Regions from separate parts of the Homo sapiens genome. Here region 2 is linked to region 1. A link is an interaction called in ENCODE POLR2A ChIA-PET data of the cell type or tissue named here. Cell type or tissue: A673. All regions are shown on one strand. Each heading gives the region's core, and the rest is flanking DNA. Links, peaks and the distances in the headings are about the cores only.

Region 1 (9,291 bases), core at 758-8,757:
TGGAACACTGAGAAGTTATTTCCTTGAGGATAGATTTCCACGATGGAAAGGAAATGAGAGGTTCTAAGAGGCGGGCTAGTGGCTTGTACTATAGCATAACCTGCCTTTGCTGGTGTGTGGCGATTAGGCCTGGTGGAACCGCCATCAATAAATCAAGCGTGATCAGGGTGAGGAACAGGAAAGAAGGAAATATGGGGAAATGGGGTGAATATCAGGTGGATCAGAGAGATACAGTCATGGGGGTCAGGTGTGGTATCAGGAATAACATGGGAGGCCAGATTGAAGTCCAGGCCAGGAACAATGGTAATTGTGGGACTTAAAGAGTGACTACAGCTGAAGGAGCCGGGGAGCAGAAAGTATATGCGTCAGGTATGAGGAAGAAAATAGATTTTGGAAGTTATGAGAACTGTAGAGAGTGAGTTGAGCATAGTTTGTGATTTTGAGGGCCTCTAAAAGTATTAAAGCAGCGGCAGCTGCTGCATGCAGACGTGAGGGCTAGGCTAAAACAGTAAGGTCAAGTTGTTTGGACAGAAAGGCTACAGGGTGTGGTCCTGGCTCTTGTGTAAGAATTCTGACCGTGCTAACCATGCCTAGGAAGGAAAGAAGTTGTTGTTTTGTAGAAGGTGCTGGGGTTTGAGAGATCAGTCGGACACGATTGGCAGGAAGAGCACGTGTGTTTTTATGAGAATTATGCCGAGATAGGTAACAGATGAGGAAGAAATTTGGGCTTGATTGAAGTAATGGGGGCTGTCTGTGAAGCTTTGCGGCAGTACAGCCTAGGTAATTTGCTGAGCTTAATGGGTGTCAGGGTCAGTCCAAGTGAAAGCGAAGAGAGGCTGGGATTGAGGGTGCAAAGGAATAGTAAAGAAAGCATGTTTGAGATCTAGAACAGAATAATGGGTTGTAGAGGCAGGTATTGAGGATAGGAGAGTGTATGGGTTTGGCACCACCGGGTGGATAGGCAAAACAATTTGGTTGATAAGGTGCAGATCCTGAACTAACTTGTAAGGCTTGTCTGGTTTTAGGACAGGTAAAATGGGGGAATTGTAAGGAGAGTTTATAGGCTTTAAAAGGCCATGCTGTAGCAGGCGAGTGATAACAGGCTTTAATCTTTTTAAAGTGTGCTGCGGGATGGAATATTGGCGTTGAGTAGGGTAAAGGTGATTAGGTTTTAATGAGATGGTAAGGGGTGCATGATCGGTTGCCTAAGAGGGAGTAGAGGTATCTTATACTTGTGGGTTAAGGTTGGGGGGATACAAGAGGAGGATGCAAAGGAGGCTTTGGATTGGGAAGAAGGGCGGCAATGAGATATAGCTGTAGTCCAGGAATAGTCAGGGAAGCAGATAATTAAAGTGTCTCAGCCTAATAAGGGAACTGGGCAGGTGGGGATAACTAAAAAGGAGTGCTTAAAAGAGTATTGTCTAAGTTGGCACCAGAGTTGGGGAGTTTTAAGAGGTTTAGAAGCCTGGCCATCAATACCCACAACAGTTATGGAGGCAAGGGAAACAGGCCCTTGAAAAAAAGGTAATGTGCAGTGGGTAGCCTCCGTATTGATTAAGAAGGGGACGGGCTTACCTTCCACTGTGAGAGTTACCCGAAGCTCGGTGTCCGTGATGGTCTAGGGGGCTTCCGAGGAGATCGGGCAGTGTCAGTCTTCAGCTGCTAAGCCGAGAAGATCTGGGAAGGAGTCAGTCAAAGAGCCTTGGGCCAGAGTTCCATGGGCTGTGGGAGTGGCTGCCAGGTGAGTTGAACAGTCCAATTTTCAGTGGGGTCCCACACAGATGGGACGCGGCTTAGGAGGAATCCCGGGCTGCGGGCATTCCTTGGCCCAGTGGCCAGATTTCCGGCATGTGTAGCAAGCTCCTGTGGGAGGAGGTTCTGGAGGAACGCCTGGCCACTGCCGTTCAGGCATTTGGAAGTTCTTGTGCGCTGGAGATGTGGCTGGGGTTTGTCTCACAGTGGAGGCAAGGAATTGCAACTTTTTTCTATTATTGTACACCTTGAAGGCGAGGTTAATTAAATCCTGTTGTGGGGTTTGAGGGCTGGAATTTAATTTTTGGAGTTTTAATGTCAGGAGCAGATTGGGTAATAAAATGTATTTTGAGAATAAGACAGCCTTTTGACCTTTTAGGGTCTAGGGCTGTAAAGTGTCTCAGGGTTGCTGCCAAACGAGCCATGAACTGGGCTGGATTTTTATATTTGATGAAAAAGAGCCTAAACGCTATCTGATTTGGGATAAAGAAAAAGGAGCATTAACCTTGACTATGCCTTTAGCTCCAGCCACCTTTTTAAGAGTAAATTGCTGGGCGGGAGGGGGAGGGCTAGTCACGGAACGAAACTAAGCCGGACCAGGTGTGAGGAGGGGAGGTGATAAAGGATTATAGGGTGGAGGAGCGGAGGCTGAGGAAGAATTGGGACCTAGCTCGGCCTGGCGAGGAGCAGCCTGGGGAGGAAGGGAGAGGTCAGATGGGTCTGTAGAAAAGGAAGATTAGAAAGACTCAGTGACGCTTGGGGTTGGAACTGAGGGGACAGGTGGGAGGGAAAGAAGGAAGATTTGGGACGAGTTGCACTGGGCACAGAGACTAGGAAGGGACTGATGTGTAAAAGAATGCCTGGACGTCAGGCACCTCAGACTGTTTGCCTATTTTAAGACAAGAATTATTTAGATATTGCAGGATGGAAAAATTCAAAGTGCCATTTTCTGGCTATTTGGAACTACTGTCAAGTTTGTATTGGGGTCAAGCGGCATTGCAGAAGAAAATAAGGCATTTAGGTTTTAGGTCAGGTGTTAAAGAGGTTTTAAGTTTTTGAGAACACAGGCCAAGGGAGTAGGAGGAGGAATGGAGGGTAGAAGGTTGCCCATAAAGAGAGAGTAGAGAAATGGAGAGAAGGGGTTCGGGGGTTCTTACCTTCCAGAAAAGTGGGAAAATGGGTTGGGGCGCAGAGATAAGAGGTCGGGGCACGGAAATAAGGGATGGGGTGCAGAAATAAGGGGTTGGGGCACAGAAATAAGGGATTGGGGCACACAGATAAGAGGTTGGGGTGCAGAAATAAGGGATTGGGGCACAGAGGTATGAGGTTGGGGTACTTGCCCCTCCTCTAGAAAAGCGGGACTTGCCGCTAAGAGTGAAGGAGAAGGGGTTGAGGGGTACTTGCCCCTCTCCCAGAAAAACAGAGAAGGGGTAGAGACAAGGAGAGAAGGGGTTGGGGTACTTGCCCTGTCCCTGGAAAAGCAGAGAAGGGGTAGAGACAAGGAGAGAAGGGGTTGAGGTACTTGCCCCTTCCCCAGAAAAGCGGGACTTGCTGCTAAGGGTGAAGGACCAAGGCAGGCGTCCCTGCGTGGTCTGACACCCTTGAAACGTGGGTGTATAATCAGAGGCGTCCCTGCAATGATTAAACACCAAGGGAAGGCTGCCTTCCCAGTCCGTGACCAGTGCCAGAGTTTTGGGTCCACTGATAAAACGTGTCTCCTTTGTCTCTCCCAGAAAATGAAAGGAATTGAAATTAAGAGAAGGGAGAGATTGAAGAGTGGAAAGGAGAAAGTGGTTGAGGGACAGTGAGAGAGGTTGGAGAAGAGTAAGAAGAGGCCACTTACCCGATTTAAAATTGGTGAGATGTTCCTTGGGCTGGTCGGTCTGAGGACCTGAGGTCGTAGGTGGATCTTTCTCACGGAGCAAAGAACAGGAGGACAGGGGATTGATCTCCCAAGGGAGGTCCCCCGATCCGAGTCACGGCACCAACAGTCCCCATATCCAGAGAAAAACCAAACTCTTGCTCCAGCCTGCAGGCCCCACTGGTCCTTCCCTTCTCTGCCTTTGCATGGCACTGTGCTTGTCTCTATTCTCTGCATCTCACTCAGCTCAGAGCACAATGGCCTCTTTACCGTTCCTCAGAACCAGCAGATGCCCTCTTGATCCTTGGCATCTTCACATTTCTGCTGCCCAGGCCATGCTTCCCCTGGCCCCAGCACGGCTTATGCCCTCACTTCCTTCAAATCTTGTCTCAAACGTCTTATTTCCAGAGAGGTCAACCTAGGAACACATGATTTAAACTTGCAATTCTCCAGCCACTATGCCTGTCCCTTCTCTGATATATCATCTCCATAGCCTTGTGTGTTATTTAATGTGTTTGACAGAGATAGTGCGTTGCTTTTTTACTACTGAAGCTCCAGTGTCTAGAAGGTGACTGGCATAGTGTAGATCTCAATAAATATTTGTCAACTGAATGAATACAGAGGGAGGAGCATGCTTGGGCCAAATTCTGTAGCTGTAGTAGATAATCCTTGTCACCAGGGGGCAGCACAACAGAATTAAGGGTTTGATGAAAGCTGGGGAAGCTATCACAACCCAGGTGCACACAGACAAGATGAGTTTTCCAAACTCAGACCATGAAGAGCCTATGTGGAAGAGGATATCAGGGGTAGCAGAATCAACCTCTGTTTTGCTATGTGACCTTGAACATCACTTCACTCTCTGGACCTTGGTTTCAGCAAGGGCGTATTAGTTTCTCTAGAGGGACAGAACTAATGGAATATATATATATATATATATATATATATATATATATATATATATAAAAAGGGGAGTTTATTAAATATTAACTCACACGTTCACAAGGTCCCACAATGGGCTGTCTGCAAGCTGAGGAGGAAGGAGAGCCAGTCAGAGTTCCAAAACTGAAGAATTTGGAGTCCAATGTTCGGGGACAGGAAGCATCCAGCAGGGGAGAAAGATACACGCTGGGAAGGCTAAGCTAGTCTCTTTTCACATTTTTCTGTCTGCTTATATTCTAGCCATGCTGACAGCTGATTAGATTGTGCCCACCCAGATTAAGGGTGGGCCTGCCTTTCCCAGCTCACTGACTCAAATGTCAATCTCCTTGGGCAACACCCTCACAGACACACCTGGAATCAATATTTTGTATTCTCCAATCCAATCAAGTTGACACTCAGTATTAACTATCACAAAGGGCTAGCACCTGATTTGTTGACTCTCATTTACTTCTGGTTCTAACATTCCATGATTCTAAAACAAACAGAAATCACACTGAAGTACAAAGCCCCCAGACCCCAGAAAGCAAAAACACAGCAGAAACTACAAAGCAAACAGCTAACAATATCGTGATAGGATCGAAACCTCATGTATCAATATTAAACTTGAATGTAAATGGTCTAACCACCCTGCTTAAACAGGACACCCTCTCAACTTCTCCTGCCTATTTTAATTTCATATTCAGGCTGGAAGAAAGGGGCAACGAATTTCTCATAAAATTGTATTTGAGCTACTGGAATTCAGTTAAATACCCACAGGTTCAATAGAAAGGCCCTTTTGTGTGAAGTAAAGCTATATCAGTGAGTGAGCTTGACTCAATTTAGTTATTCCCACATCTATTTTTTTAATGAGAATGAGTAATATTTCCGGAAAGAGAAGAAAAGTTAGCACCACTTAAGAGATCCCGGGGCTCTAAGATAGCATCAACTAAATGCTATAGTTTCTTATTACTTTTGGGGAGAAGCTAATGTACAGCAATTTGAAATCCAGGCAATATTGCATCCTAGAAAAGAAGCCATTTAACTTTATCCATGGGATTAAAAGACTAAATTTTCTTTTCTTAGTACTATCATAGAATAATTTAGTTTTCTCCAGTAGAAGCAGTATTTCCACAACAGATCAGGGGATGGCAGTAAAGAGTTGCTCTCTGGTCAATAAAGTATTTGTATGACAGAGAAAAATTATAGTTTAAACTAATTTATTTGTATATTGTATTGCCCCTAATAAAATTCACACACCATTTTGTTGGCTTGAATTAAAGTGTCATCAAAGGGCTTGTGGAGATTAGTTTGGGCATTGACTTAACATGGCATCTCAAAATAAATACTCCCCAAATTGCATTTTACCATTGCATATGAAGCCCGCAACCAGCGAAAATCATAATGATTTTATCAGGATCAGGTATTTAAGTGACTTTAATTAAATCCATCTCTGGTATGGGGTTGGTGATTTCTATTTTAGGGCAATTCTTAATCCAAATATTTGACTTATTTCAGAATATTTAATTCACATCCCTGTTTCACAGAATTTTACTTAAAGTAAAAACCAACCTAGGAGCCTTGTGTCTTTGTCCTAACTCTATAGGTATGTGTGGGTGTCTCTGGTTGGAAATGTACAGGGCTGCTAGAGAAATGGAGAAAGAAAGCATCCACACCGTGCATCTGAAGAGCACTAAGTAAACTCCTCTGTCTTTCTGTCTAATGTTCTGAGCAATATTAGATAGGGTACCTGGAATGAATCAAACTGTTAGCAGTGGTGAGTATCTGAGTTACAAGCAGTGAGTCCATACGGGTCTGCAGCCACCTCAATTATTGTCTTCAAAGAAGAAAAAATTCGACTGAGGGGCATAATGCAGAAGAACAGATTGAGGCAAGTTTTAGAGCATGAGTGAAAGTTGACTTAAAAATTTGAGAGCAGGGGCACGGCTCAGTGGCTTATGCCTGTAATCTCAGCACTTTGGGAGGCTGAGGCAGGTGGATCATCTGAGCTCAGCCTGGGCAACATAGTGAAACCTCATCTCTACAAAAAAATTTTTTAAAAAACTACTTAGGAGGCTGAGGTGGGAGGATTGCTTGAGCCTGGGAGGTGGATGGTGCAGTGAGCCAAGATCACGCTATTACACTCCAGCCTGGGTGACAAAGTGAGACCCTGTCTTAAAAAAAAAAAGAAAAGAAAAGAAAAGAAAAAGAAAAAAGAAAGAAAGGAAGAAAGAAAAGGAAAGAAAAAAAAAAGCTTTGGAGCAGGAACAAAAGAAAAAAAAAGTACATTTGGAAGAGGCCCAAGCAAGCGACTTTGAAGGACAAGTGCAGGGTTTGACCTTTTGACTTGGGTTTTGTTTTTTTGTTTTTGTTTTGTTTGTTTTTTGTTTTTGTTTTGGTGACAGAGTCTTGCTCTGTCACCCAGGCTTGAGTGCAGTGGTGCGATCTGGGCTCACTGCAACCTCCGCCTCCCGGGTTCAAGCAATTATCTGTCTCAGCCTCCTGAGTAACTGAGATTACAGGTGCCCGCCACCACGCCTGGCTAATTTTTGTATTTTTAGTAGAGACAAGGTTTCATCATGTTGGCCAGGCAGGTCTTGAACTCCTAACCTCGTGATCCATCCGCCTCGGCCTGCCAAAGTGCCTGGATTACAGGCGTGAGCCACTGCACCCGGCCCGACTTGGGGTTTTATATGTTGGCGTGATTCTGGGTCTTGCGTTCCTTCTCCCCTGATTCTTCTCTTGGTGTGGGTTGTCCACATACACAGTGGCCTGCTAGTGCTTGGGAGGGGAGCATGCACGGTGTGTTTACTGGAGTTGTACGCATGCTCACCTGAGGCATTCTTCCCTTTTGCCGTGGAATGGGCGCGGAAGGTCATATACCAGTTAAATTCCACCGTTTTGCCTCTTAGTGCACATGTGTGAGCCCACTTGCCCAGCTCCTAAGATCTCATCAGGAAGCTGCTGATCACCAGTTTCAGTTTTTTCCTGTCTATAGGGAAACTGCCTTTCCCTGGCACTGGCTGCGACCAATTATTATTTTAGAGGCAGTGTGACAACTGTCTGACCATCACCTGATGGTCACCCGACTTTTCTGATGGGGTGATGGGGGAGCCCTCTCTTGCCCCATTCATGCCTGACTAGCCACCTACTGTAACAAAGTCATGCAAGCCAGATCCCAGCTATATTCTAGTACCTGGGACTTCCTTTGCAGCACTTATCAAAACTGTAATTATTTAACGATTTGTATTTTTCTAATTATCTATCTGCACCACCTAGATAGATTTGTATTTTTCTAATTATCTATCTGCATCACCCTGCCTCACCTCACTTCCTTCAAGGTTGTATCCTTGGCAATGCTCACAATGCCTGTTCATAGCAGAGGCTCCGGGATAGTCTCATAGTCATCTTAAAATTCCTAGTACTTAGCACATATCATGTAAATGTAAGGTTTCTTGGATAAAGCTTTGGCTACTTTAGTCTGTCTATAGGATACTGCAGTAAACAAAAAACATTTCATGCTCTCATGAAAACATTCTAGTGCAAGATGGGGGAACAGAGGTAATAGATACAAATGTCATATGTATGAATAGTTAAGCAATTGTGATATCATATCAGACAGTGATAAGTGTGTGTACACAGACACCTCTACAATGTCAGGGGTCTGCTCTGGGAAACTGACAGCCAAGTACAGAGTTGAAAGAACTGTCCCCTGAAGAGCATAGAAGAGATTTCTAGGCACGGGAACAGCTCATGCGAAGGTCCTGCACAAGAGTTTGGCAGGTTCAAAAGGCCAGTGAGGCCAGAAGGAATTGAAGGAAGGCATGGCCATCCATCCATGCCATTCCGTTCAGTGAAAACCAAAGAAAAGTAGCTTGAACAACCCAAGAAGTCCAGTAATAGAACAATCATTTAATAACAAACATAAAGGAACCTGCCCTAACCGTGCAAACCCATAGTGTTCAACAGTCTTAGCTTCTGATTTTGCAACATTATGTAAAGCTTAGGGAAAGATTCTTTCTGTAATGCTAATTTAAGTATCAAGAGAAAAAATTGCTTAGACAGGATAGGTTCAACTGGGCAAGGACTCTTGAAAGGTAACTCATGCTTGTTCATTAATGCAATATTTAACAAATACTGAATGGCTTCTAGTGTCAGACATTGTTCTTAATAGTATTGGGGACACGACAGTGAACAACATAGAAAACAACACCTGTCCTCATGGAGCTTATATATTTGTTGTGGAGAGATAGCCAAAAATAAAAATAAAAATTTCACAAAGGACTAGATCAAGCTTGTCCAACCCATGGCCCATGGGCTGCATGCAGCCCAGGATGGCTTTGAATGTGGCTGAACACAAATTCATAAACTTTGTTAAAACATTATGAGATCTCTTCTGCAATTTTTTTAAGCTTATCAGCTATCATTAGTGTTACTGTATTTGATGTGTGGCCCAAGACAATTCTTCTTTTTCCAAGGTGGCCCAGAGAAGCCAAAAGATTGAACACCCCTGGATTAGATCATTTCAGCTGCAACAAGTACTAAAAAAGAAAAGTGCCAGAACTAACTTGGATAGTTGGATGCTTTCCTTTTAGCAAATAACCTGTCAGCCTATCAATCACTTAATAATAAGAGAGGTTCCCTTTATGTAATAGAATAATGGAATGATTTTTCTCCTTCATGTTTTCTGCATTTTCTAATTTTTTTACAGTGACAATGCTACTTTACTTATCAAATAAAAAATTTATTAAATAATACATAAA
Region 2 (9,291 bases), core at 1,095-9,094, 87 kb after region 1:
ATTATTGAGGGATTTGAATGTTTTGCTAAATCAATTCAAGGACTCCCTCCTCCTCTTCTACGACATTGCATCTAATATCTGAGGACAGGGCATGACATGACAGGGACAGGGGCCTAGGGCCAGAAAGGAATTTATGGTCTTTATAGTAGTATCACGATATTTAGTCTTCAGTCATCTTCTCGGTGATTCCTACTCAGCCCCAGTGCATCTGATGCTGTCCCACATATAAAAAGTGAGGTGTCAAGAAAGAGTACAAGACTTTTGGCTGGAGAACTGATTGAATTGTAATTCCACTTAGCATACTGTGGAGACCAAGAGAAAAAATTGGATTGGAAGGGGTAAATCAGTATCTCTCTCTTGGAAATAAGTTTGAGATGTCTATTATACACTCAAGGCAGATATCAGACGGTAGACTTTTGAATATAGCAGTCTGGAGTTCATAAGAGAGGTTTATGGTTAAGATATACACTTAGGAGAAACCAGAAGATATGATTGATCTTTAAAGCCATGGGACCAAATTATTAATAGATCACTTAACCCTTAGTTTCCCATGAGTGAATGTGGACAGTGCAAAGAAGTGATTCAAAGCCTGAGCCTTAGGAACTCTCCAGCTTTCATAAAACAGGAAGAATAGAAGGATCCAGACAAGGAAACTGAGAAAGAGAGGCCAGTGAAATGAGAGGAAAACAAGGATAGTGTCATATATCAGAAGCCAAAGGAAGAAGCGCTCTAAGGAGTGAGTGGTCACCTGTCAAGTGCTGATGAGAAGTTGGGAAAGACAAAGATAGAGTTGATCTTCAGACTGGGTAATGTAGTAGTCATTGATGACTTTGATGAGTGATTTCCATAGACTGGAGGAGAGTGGCTTTAAGAGAAACTAAGAAGAGACAAACGGGATGTATTATCGACAAGTCCTTTAAAGAATTTTTCATAAAGAAGGACTCAGAAATTGGGGCAGTAGTTAGATAGAGAGGATTGAAGGAACAAAGCATTTCAGTGAGCAAGAGAACAGAGGACATGGGATATAAGTAGAAGTTTGAGGTTAGATGAGAGTAGAATGCAGATTATATTGCTACAGATGCATATATGTTGGTGAGCATGGTGGTGCCGACAGGAAGTCCTTTTTAATTGGGTCTATTTTCTCATTGAAATTAGAAGCAACTTCATTAATAGAATGAAGAGGGGAAGGTATTTCAGCAGTTAAGGAAAATATGAAATAGTTACCTCACTGTAGGAGTTCAATCAGGGTGGTGGGAAAAATTATAAAAATTATAGAAAGATGCAAACCTTCTTGGAAGGCCAGGAGGTTTTGCAAAGCTTGGGGGAAGAATGAGCCAAAGGCGGTGGTTCTTACCCCAGGGCAAAGGGCGAGAAGTAGGTACAAAAGAATGCAGGGGAGTTTATCTGAATAGCTTGTTTACTCATGTCTCCAGGAACCTGGCCTGTAATCATCTGCTCTCTCCCGTTGGGGAGAGGAGGGGAAAGGGGGGAGCGCAGAACTGCTCTATCCCCGGAGGAGGGGCGGCCATGTTAATTACCCACAAGTGTGTTGACTCAAAGCCTTTGTCATTAAATCTGTACTGTATAAACGCCCGCAGCACTGGCTTGTTGGGACTGCAGCCGCTGTGACTCTTTACAGCATCCTCCTTGATGTCTTTAAGTGGCCTGGTCCCCTAACCCACTCTTTCAATGGATACCTGTGTCTGTGTGAATTTTTTCATCTGTCGTTTGGCTGGGGTCTGCTGGTCAGACCCAGCACCTCATAGAAATTGGGAAGGTATTCATTCAAGAAACATACTGGGAGGAGGCCACGCGCGGTGGCTCATGCTTGTAATCCCAGCACTTTGGGAGGCTGAGGCGGGCAGATCACAAGGTCAGGAGATCAAGGCCATCCTGGATAACACGGTGAAACTCCATATCTACTAAAAATTAAAAAAAAAAATTAGCCGGGCGTGGTGGCAGGCGCCTGTAGTCCCAGCTACTCGGGAGGCTGAGGCAGGAGAATGGCGTGAACCCGGGAGGCAGAGCTTGCAGTGAGCCGAGATTGCACCACTCCAGCCTGGGCTACAGAGCGAGACTCCGTCTCAAAAAAAAAAAAAAAAATACAAAACATATTGGGAGGAGTAGAAAATGTTGAATTCTCACTTAAGAATCAAGGTTATAAGTAAAAATTCACACTTTATAATATATTTTATAATATAATAGTTCATACTATATTATAATGAGATGTAACGTAAATGTAAATTAATAATAAAAAGAAGTACATGTTTTTTAGTGTTCAAATGCAGCCCAGAGTAGGAAGAGAGATGAATTTTGCTAGGGTTGAGTTTCACTTGGTGAGGACAATGGAGAGAGAAAGGGTCAAGTGACTTTATGATATATGCAAGGAAGTACAGCAATAGATCATGGCATATAAGCCAAGTATTGGCAAGGTGAGTAAGTGAGAGAGAGAGGACACAGGGAAGAAATGGTAGAGTAAATTGATTAGAAATCCCTGGTGTTAAAGCCTTTTGGAGTAGCACTATTGGAAGTAGTGAACTGGAAAAAAAAAAAAGTGATTGTTAGAGAATGAGAATCTGGGAGTGGTACAGTTAGTGGTGATGTCAATACCTGGGAAATAACCAGTAGAAAGGTTGGTGAGTTTAGGTGGAGAACATTGTAATTGAAAGGGACACCAGGGAACTGCAAGTCCTGGGAGTTGGATAGATCTTCTGTGTGGGTGCGAGGGCTATGAAAATGATGCTGAGTTTAAGAGATAGGTGGTGAGCCAGGTAATTCAATTTTCATGAAATCAAGAGGTATGAGGGGAAGTTCTTAGGCTAACAAGTGGGGACGGAAAAGAGGATAGTCTTAGCACATGTACTTCAAAGGAGGCTACACAGAGACAGAAGGAAACAATGATCTGAATGAATTGGACAAAACACCCATTGTTACCACTGAAAAGTGGGTGGGGGGTGGGGGGATGGGGAGCATGGGAGGAAGGAGTTTTAAAGCGAATGTTTTTCAGTTTAAGAAGCCTGAACCTTTGACAAAAGTTGAGATCTTGAAGGTCTTGGGGCAAATGAAGAAAAGGTGGATCATTTCAGAAAAGTCGTCCAGAAGTTGGAAGCGTCTGAGAGCTGCAGCACAGTGGAGGACTTGCCTCAGGCATGGAGACATTTCTTCCATTGAAATAGGGAGGAGGAAGGCAGAGCACGTGGACACTGAAGCAGGAAGCTGGTGGTTTGGTGGAAGAAGATGAGGAAATATTTGTTTAATTTTCTCTATGAAATATAACACATTCATCAACTGAAGACCATCCTTAAGTGAACTGAGCTTATCTAGGATTGAAAAAGATTAGGCAGAAACCACTTTGTGGAACTCCTATTTAAAACTAAGTTTAAATTTAGAAAAATAAAATTATATTTCTTATACAGCTAAGTGTTGTGAGCTGATAATGGTACCTGAGGCAGGAGAATAGGGTCTGAAGGCAGGGAACCTAAGGCTGTTTCATGCTGACTTCCTATAACTAAATTGAAAGGAAAACCCTAACTTTCCATGCCTAAGTAATAAAAGGACCAGAGGCTTCTCCCTTTGACCTTTTCTGCGTGGCAGATGGAAGACTGGCAACAAATTATCCTGAGTGCCCGTCTGGTCTTTGTTTGCAACTTTGTAACTTCACTCCAGCCTCTGAATGGTAGCTGTCTGCAACCAATCAGACTGATTGCCAGCTACCACTTCAGTTACATGAGGTGAGCATGAAGTGGCCAATGGAAAACTTCTGTGGGCGGGGGGGGGGCGGGATTTGGACCCAAGAAGATTCTGTATCCAGGCCCTTAAGCTGCTGCTCGAGTCCACTTCCACACTGTGGAGTGTACTTTCATTTTCAATAAATCCCTGCTTTCGTTCTTTTGTTGCTTCATTCCTTCGTTTTGCTGGGCGTTTTATCCAATTCTTTGTTCAAAATGCCAAGAACCTGGACAACCTGCAGTCATGACCCTCTATCGGTGACAGTACCCACTGTGTGTAGGAGCTCATCCATGACAAATATGTGCACCACAGCAAGTCATCTTGAGGTGACAGATGGGCGAGAACTTGGGGAGGAGGCAGACTCCAAGGTCAATACGGTTCTAGATAAACCAGTAGACAGTGATGAGACTGAGTGTGAGCGAATTACTGAATGCTTTCAATTTTCTGAGTAGATGCACAGAAGTCTATGTAAAGAAAGAAACAAGAGGCAGCAGAGCCTTGTAAATTGCCAAGATTCAATTTGCTAAATCAGTGGAGAACACTTAGGGAGGGGTGAAAATTATCTTTAGAGCCCATTCTTGAAGTTCTGAATTTCCGAAACAGATATCTACAAAGGCACAGCAATACAGATAGCCCAAGTTACCCTGCAGGGCTGCCAGAAAGCAGTGGCCTGGGCACCTGCTGGGAGACAGATCTTGTTTTTGAAGAGGAATTGGAATTTCATTATAAAGCCAGAGAGAAACGGTTAGTCTCGCAGACAGAATTTTTTTCAGAGAGCTGCTAAGCATTTTGTCTAGAGTAAGCATCTTTCTTTTGCTTTGCCTTTATGAAAATGGCATTTTGTCTTTAGCTGGGACTCTTAAAGAAACCACAGCAAAAAACAATGGAAACAACACAGGCTTAGTTAGTGGACTCAACAAACCAGAGAGAGACCACTAACCCTATGCAAGCCTCAGCTTGACTAATAACTTTCTTGAACTAAGCAGGTGATGGCAAAAGACTAGGCAATAACAATGTAGAGGGGGTAGAGATGGCTAAAATTTTGGGTTGGGAAACAGACTACACTGTCTGTAAACTCTAAATAGAGCCACAAGGCTTACTTCGCTGGAGACTATCCAAATTCACCCATGGTGTCCTGGCATAATTATTAAGTGTCCCCTTTCACTTTCAGAAGTGTACTAGCTTAGACAAAGGTCCAAGAGATTCTATCTATAGAAAAACCAACTCTTCACCCCTTATGCAAGAAGTTTCCTCAGAGCTTATTCATAAAGGAGAAATTCAGCCAGCATCATGCCAATATCTCCAGGAGGGTAAGGTTGGGGGTGGGAATGGCTTAGGCCAACATTTAGAGGAAAGAAATCCCCTATATATAAAATGTTGACAATTCTAGCCAAAGAGATTGCAGATGTAACCCACTATTTAGGTTTAACCCTGCAGAGGGGTTAGGAAATATTACCCATAGAACCACAGAGTGCATGCATGCATGATTGAGGGACTTACTATTTTTGTGAAATAGATTCTGTACAGAAAACTAATTCTCACCCTTTTAAAGATTGCAGGCAAGGATGAACACATCTAAATGAGAAGTCAATTTTCTTCCTCAGAACACAGAGTTACTAGAACAAAATAACATTTTGAAATATAAATCATTGATTTTTTTATATTTGCTCCTTTGCCTTTTCCTCAATCAAATTAGTACATTAGAAAAGTTGCTAGGGGAGGTTTGCTAACAAAGAAAATTGGGAGATGGTGGTGGGGTTAGGGGTGGAAAGCTGGGGTGGGTGGTGGTTTTTCAGTTACAGAAGTCAAAGCATTTGGGTTTGGGGACCCAGGGATATAAACAATGGGCCTGAGAGAATGTCTGCTGACATAAGAGCCAGTCCTCCAGCTCAGGTTTTATAAGATCTGTAGGAAATAAAGATGACCTGGGTTGGGGCAGAGGGATGAGAGGAAAGCAAGGAGGGAGATGGGGAGGAAGCAAGAGAGCCTGGGAGCTAGCAAGGCCCTGAGGAGCCCCAGATTCCTTTGCCGGCTTCCCTTCCTCAGGCTGAGTGCTGAAATAGGTGTACAAGGTAGAAATCCTTCTTAAATTTGGAAGGATATGAGGGTTGAAGCGTTTGTACCTCAGTTCCCAGGTGGAGTGGAAGGTGGAAAGCTTTGTTGAGTTCTGCAGCATAGCAGAGCATAATAATAGAATGTGCCATTTGCATTATTTAAATAGATGTCTCTGACACAGAATTTCCGAGCTGAATGTTTCTTATGTGCTCAAAAAAAGTGAAAATAACTAAGTGTAAAGTGAAACCAGAAGGGTCTTTTAGACAGGATGTGGTAGTAACTATGTGGAAGCTTTAAAGGAAGACTTCTCGGCATAGATGCCTGCATGCATAGATGGTGAAAATTGAGGACAAGATGCACCCACAGTACCTGGCTTCCTCACAGCCCATCACCATCACCTGCAATATAGGGACAACAGGAAGGATGAGGCAGTAAGAATAGAAGCACACATTTATGTAGGGACCAGGCATGTAGTTTACATATTCTGTGTAGTTTACGTATATTAACACACTTAATTCTCACAACCACCCTATGATGTAAATACCACTATAGTACTCACTTTATGGATGAGAAAACAGGCATGCAGAGGTTAAGAATAAAAATTCTGAATTAATTTAGAGTAAGTGGAACTAATTGACAACAATTTTATGATACCTTCTAGACTAGAGAACTCAAAGAAAAAAATTTAAGCACACATATTTATTTATTCATAATACATATGATTTTATTGCATACCTAAATTTTCACACAGACATGTGAACCCACTAAAGATATCTATTGGGAATTATGAGGTGATATATAAACCAGCTAATAAAGACTGAAAATAACAGCATAATTGGCATGAAAACACAGAAAAAGTCAGAGTAACTCAAGCAGTCCAAAAGAACAGGCAAAGCTTCAAAATCCGAACTTTTCAGCGTAGTCTCTCAACTTTCCCTTATTCTTCCACTCATCAGCTAACTCCTGACTTCAGTTTTCTCTCTTCACTGGCTTTGCCTGAGACTAAAGTCTGCTTTTATCAACACCTTAAATTATCACACAACATTCCGGTTTAGACCAAGTTTCTTGTCTTCTTTGTTTAGTTCTTCCTTTAACAGCAGTGGGGCCCAGGGGAGGGTAAAAATAAGGCTCACATACCATTAAACATATGTCTTATCTCCCTACCTTGCCAAATACACTTTCCTAATGAAAAAATCCAAAGACATGGGTAACAAACACTATGGTTTCATAAGGCTGAAAACTAGCAAGATATCAAAGACAAATGAATTTAGTTATTATTGCACATGTCTGGTTGTACTGTTGATGCATGATTAATGTATAAATCAGTAATAAAGACAAGTTTAATTTTTGATCTATTATTTATTACATAAAATGTGTTTTTCTTGCTTTCATTTTAGCAAAATGATTATTTCATAATAATTATTAATATTTTCACCTATTTTAAGATCTACTGGTAGCAATTATTCTAAAAGATGAAAAGACAATATGTAATCATATTCAGTGCATGCAAAGCTTGAATACTATTTCATCAAAAAAGCAAATTAAAATTAATGTAAACTAATTCAAAAATTAAAATTATTTTTTACATTTTCAAAAAATTATCTCATGAAATATTCAACATTAGTTATTAAAATTATAAAACATAAAAATTTAAAATTGAATATTTAAGGTTTTTATTTAATTTTTAAAAATTTACATAAATCTTATTGTGTATGTTAATACAATTCAAACTACTCATAATTCCCGTGTTCAATTTTCAGCTAGTTGAGCTGGTATCACAATTCATGTTATGTCTAGAAGTAACATAAATAACTTAATTCTATAAAATGTCCCTCAGCCACCAGGTGCAACTGTTGTGAATGTCATCATGATTTGTGGTTAATACTGGAACCATAAACTGCAACATGAAATGAAGCAAGAAACAGTATGCTTGGTATTACGGGAAATGATCTTTTATAATACAAGAATCTACTGCCTTCTTCTTGTCTGTGAGAAATCATTTGACAAGTTAATTTGTCTTTTATCTTAGCTAAATGATTCCCCTGCTCAAATCTTCCCTCCACTCAAAGCATTATTTGTTTTGCAGACTGGCAAGGAAACTGCCCACAAACATTTGTGGCATTTAAATACAGCTGCCTTCTCTTTCAAGGATATAGGATACTGGAAAGGATATATATGAAGTGATTCCCTGGATCTTGGGTGGTGTCAGTCATGAGAGTAGATATTTAGGGTTATAAGTCACGTTATTCCATTTTGGAGCATCGGACCTTAAGAAACAAAGACACTTCTTTTTCCTAATATGGAAATATTCACACATAAAAACAGAGAGAGAGACTATTAATCATCACTTAATTTTCACTATTATCATTATGGTCATGTGTTCTTTAATAAATGTAGGCAGCATCATAAAATGTTTTCAAAATTCAGAAAAATAAGCTGTTTACCTTTTTGTTGATTTGCTGTTTTGATAAGTGCAGATCTCCAATCCTTCTCCTTCAGTTGCATTCCACCAGGTTTAAGGGAGGAGACCACCCCTCATATTGTCTTATACCCAATTTTTGCCTCCAAAGAAAGAAGTAAAAACTAAAAGGCAGAAATGAAATCCACAAGCAGACAACCCAGTGCCACACCCTGGGCCTGGTAGTTAAAGATCAACCCCTGACCTAATTGGTTATGTTATCTATAGATTACAGACATTGTATAGAAAAGCACTGTGAAAATCCCTGTCCTATTCTGTTCCGTTCTAATTACCGGTGCACGCAGCCCCCAGTCATGTACCCCCTGCTTGCTCAATCAATCACGACCCTCTCAAGCGACCCCCTTAGAGTTGTGAGCCCTTAAAAGGGACAGGAATTGCTCACTCAGGGAGCTCAGCTCTTGAGACAGGAGTCTTGCTGATGCTCCCGGTGGAATAAACCACTTCCTTCTTTAACTCAGTGTCTGAGGGGTTTTGTCTGCGGCTTGTCCTGCTACATTTCTTGGTTCCCTGACCAGGAAACGTGGTGATTAACGGACAGTGGAGGCAGCCCCTTAGGCGGCTTAGGCCTGCCCTGTGGAGCATCCCTGCAGGGGACTCTGGCCAGCTTGAGCGACGTGGATCCTGAGAGCGCTCCCGGGTAGGCAATTGCCCCAGTGGAATGCCTCGCCAGAGCAGCACATGGCAGGCCCCCGTGGAGGATCAACACAGTGGCTGAACACCGGGAAGGAACTGGCACTTGGAGTCCGGACATCTGAAACTTGGTAAGACTAGTCTTTGGAACTTGCCCACTCCATTTGAGTGGAAGCATGGCCTGATCACCCACAGCATGCCTGTACTGGCACTTTGGTTTTTGTTTTTGACTTGACTTGAATTGCTTGATACTTTGGTTTTGGTTTTGACCTGGCTTGGATTTCTTGATACTCTGATTTTGGTTTTGATTCTGGTTTGGTGTAAACTGTAAAAGTGTGTGTGTGCCCTTTTTACCCGTTCTTCATTTTGTGGTGTGCGTGTGGTGTGAGTGTGGTGTT

The links. Peaks named below come from ENCODE experiments on the same cell type or tissue, not always from the same donor. Only the 100,000 strongest peaks of a DNase experiment are listed, where the experiment ranks them.
Region 2: POLR2A ChIA-PET joins it to region 1 with 15 read pairs; 4 of 35 experiments call an interaction of 5 or more read pairs at or near these places.

What each region holds. Positions count from the first base shown.
Region 1 is chr6:122,834,662-122,843,952 of GRCh38, reverse strand. No RefSeq gene overlaps it. Among named protein-coding and RNA genes, the nearest start is that of SMPDL3A, 50 kb to the right of the region's middle. In A673, for the core only: CTCF peaks have their summits at 4,288 (motif pointing right) and 5,650; DNase peaks (open chromatin) are centred at 4,302, 4,722 and 5,502; H3K4me3 peaks cover 371 bases; H3K27ac peaks cover 2,192 bases.
Region 2 is chr6:122,748,272-122,757,562 of GRCh38, reverse strand. It overlaps a transcript of FABP7 not described here. Among named protein-coding and RNA genes, the nearest start is that of FABP7, 27 kb to the left of the region's middle. RefSeq lists an enhancer at 1,276-1,855. In A673, for the core only: no CTCF peak of the experiment used is centred there; no DNase peak of the experiment used is centred there; H3K27ac peaks cover 924 bases.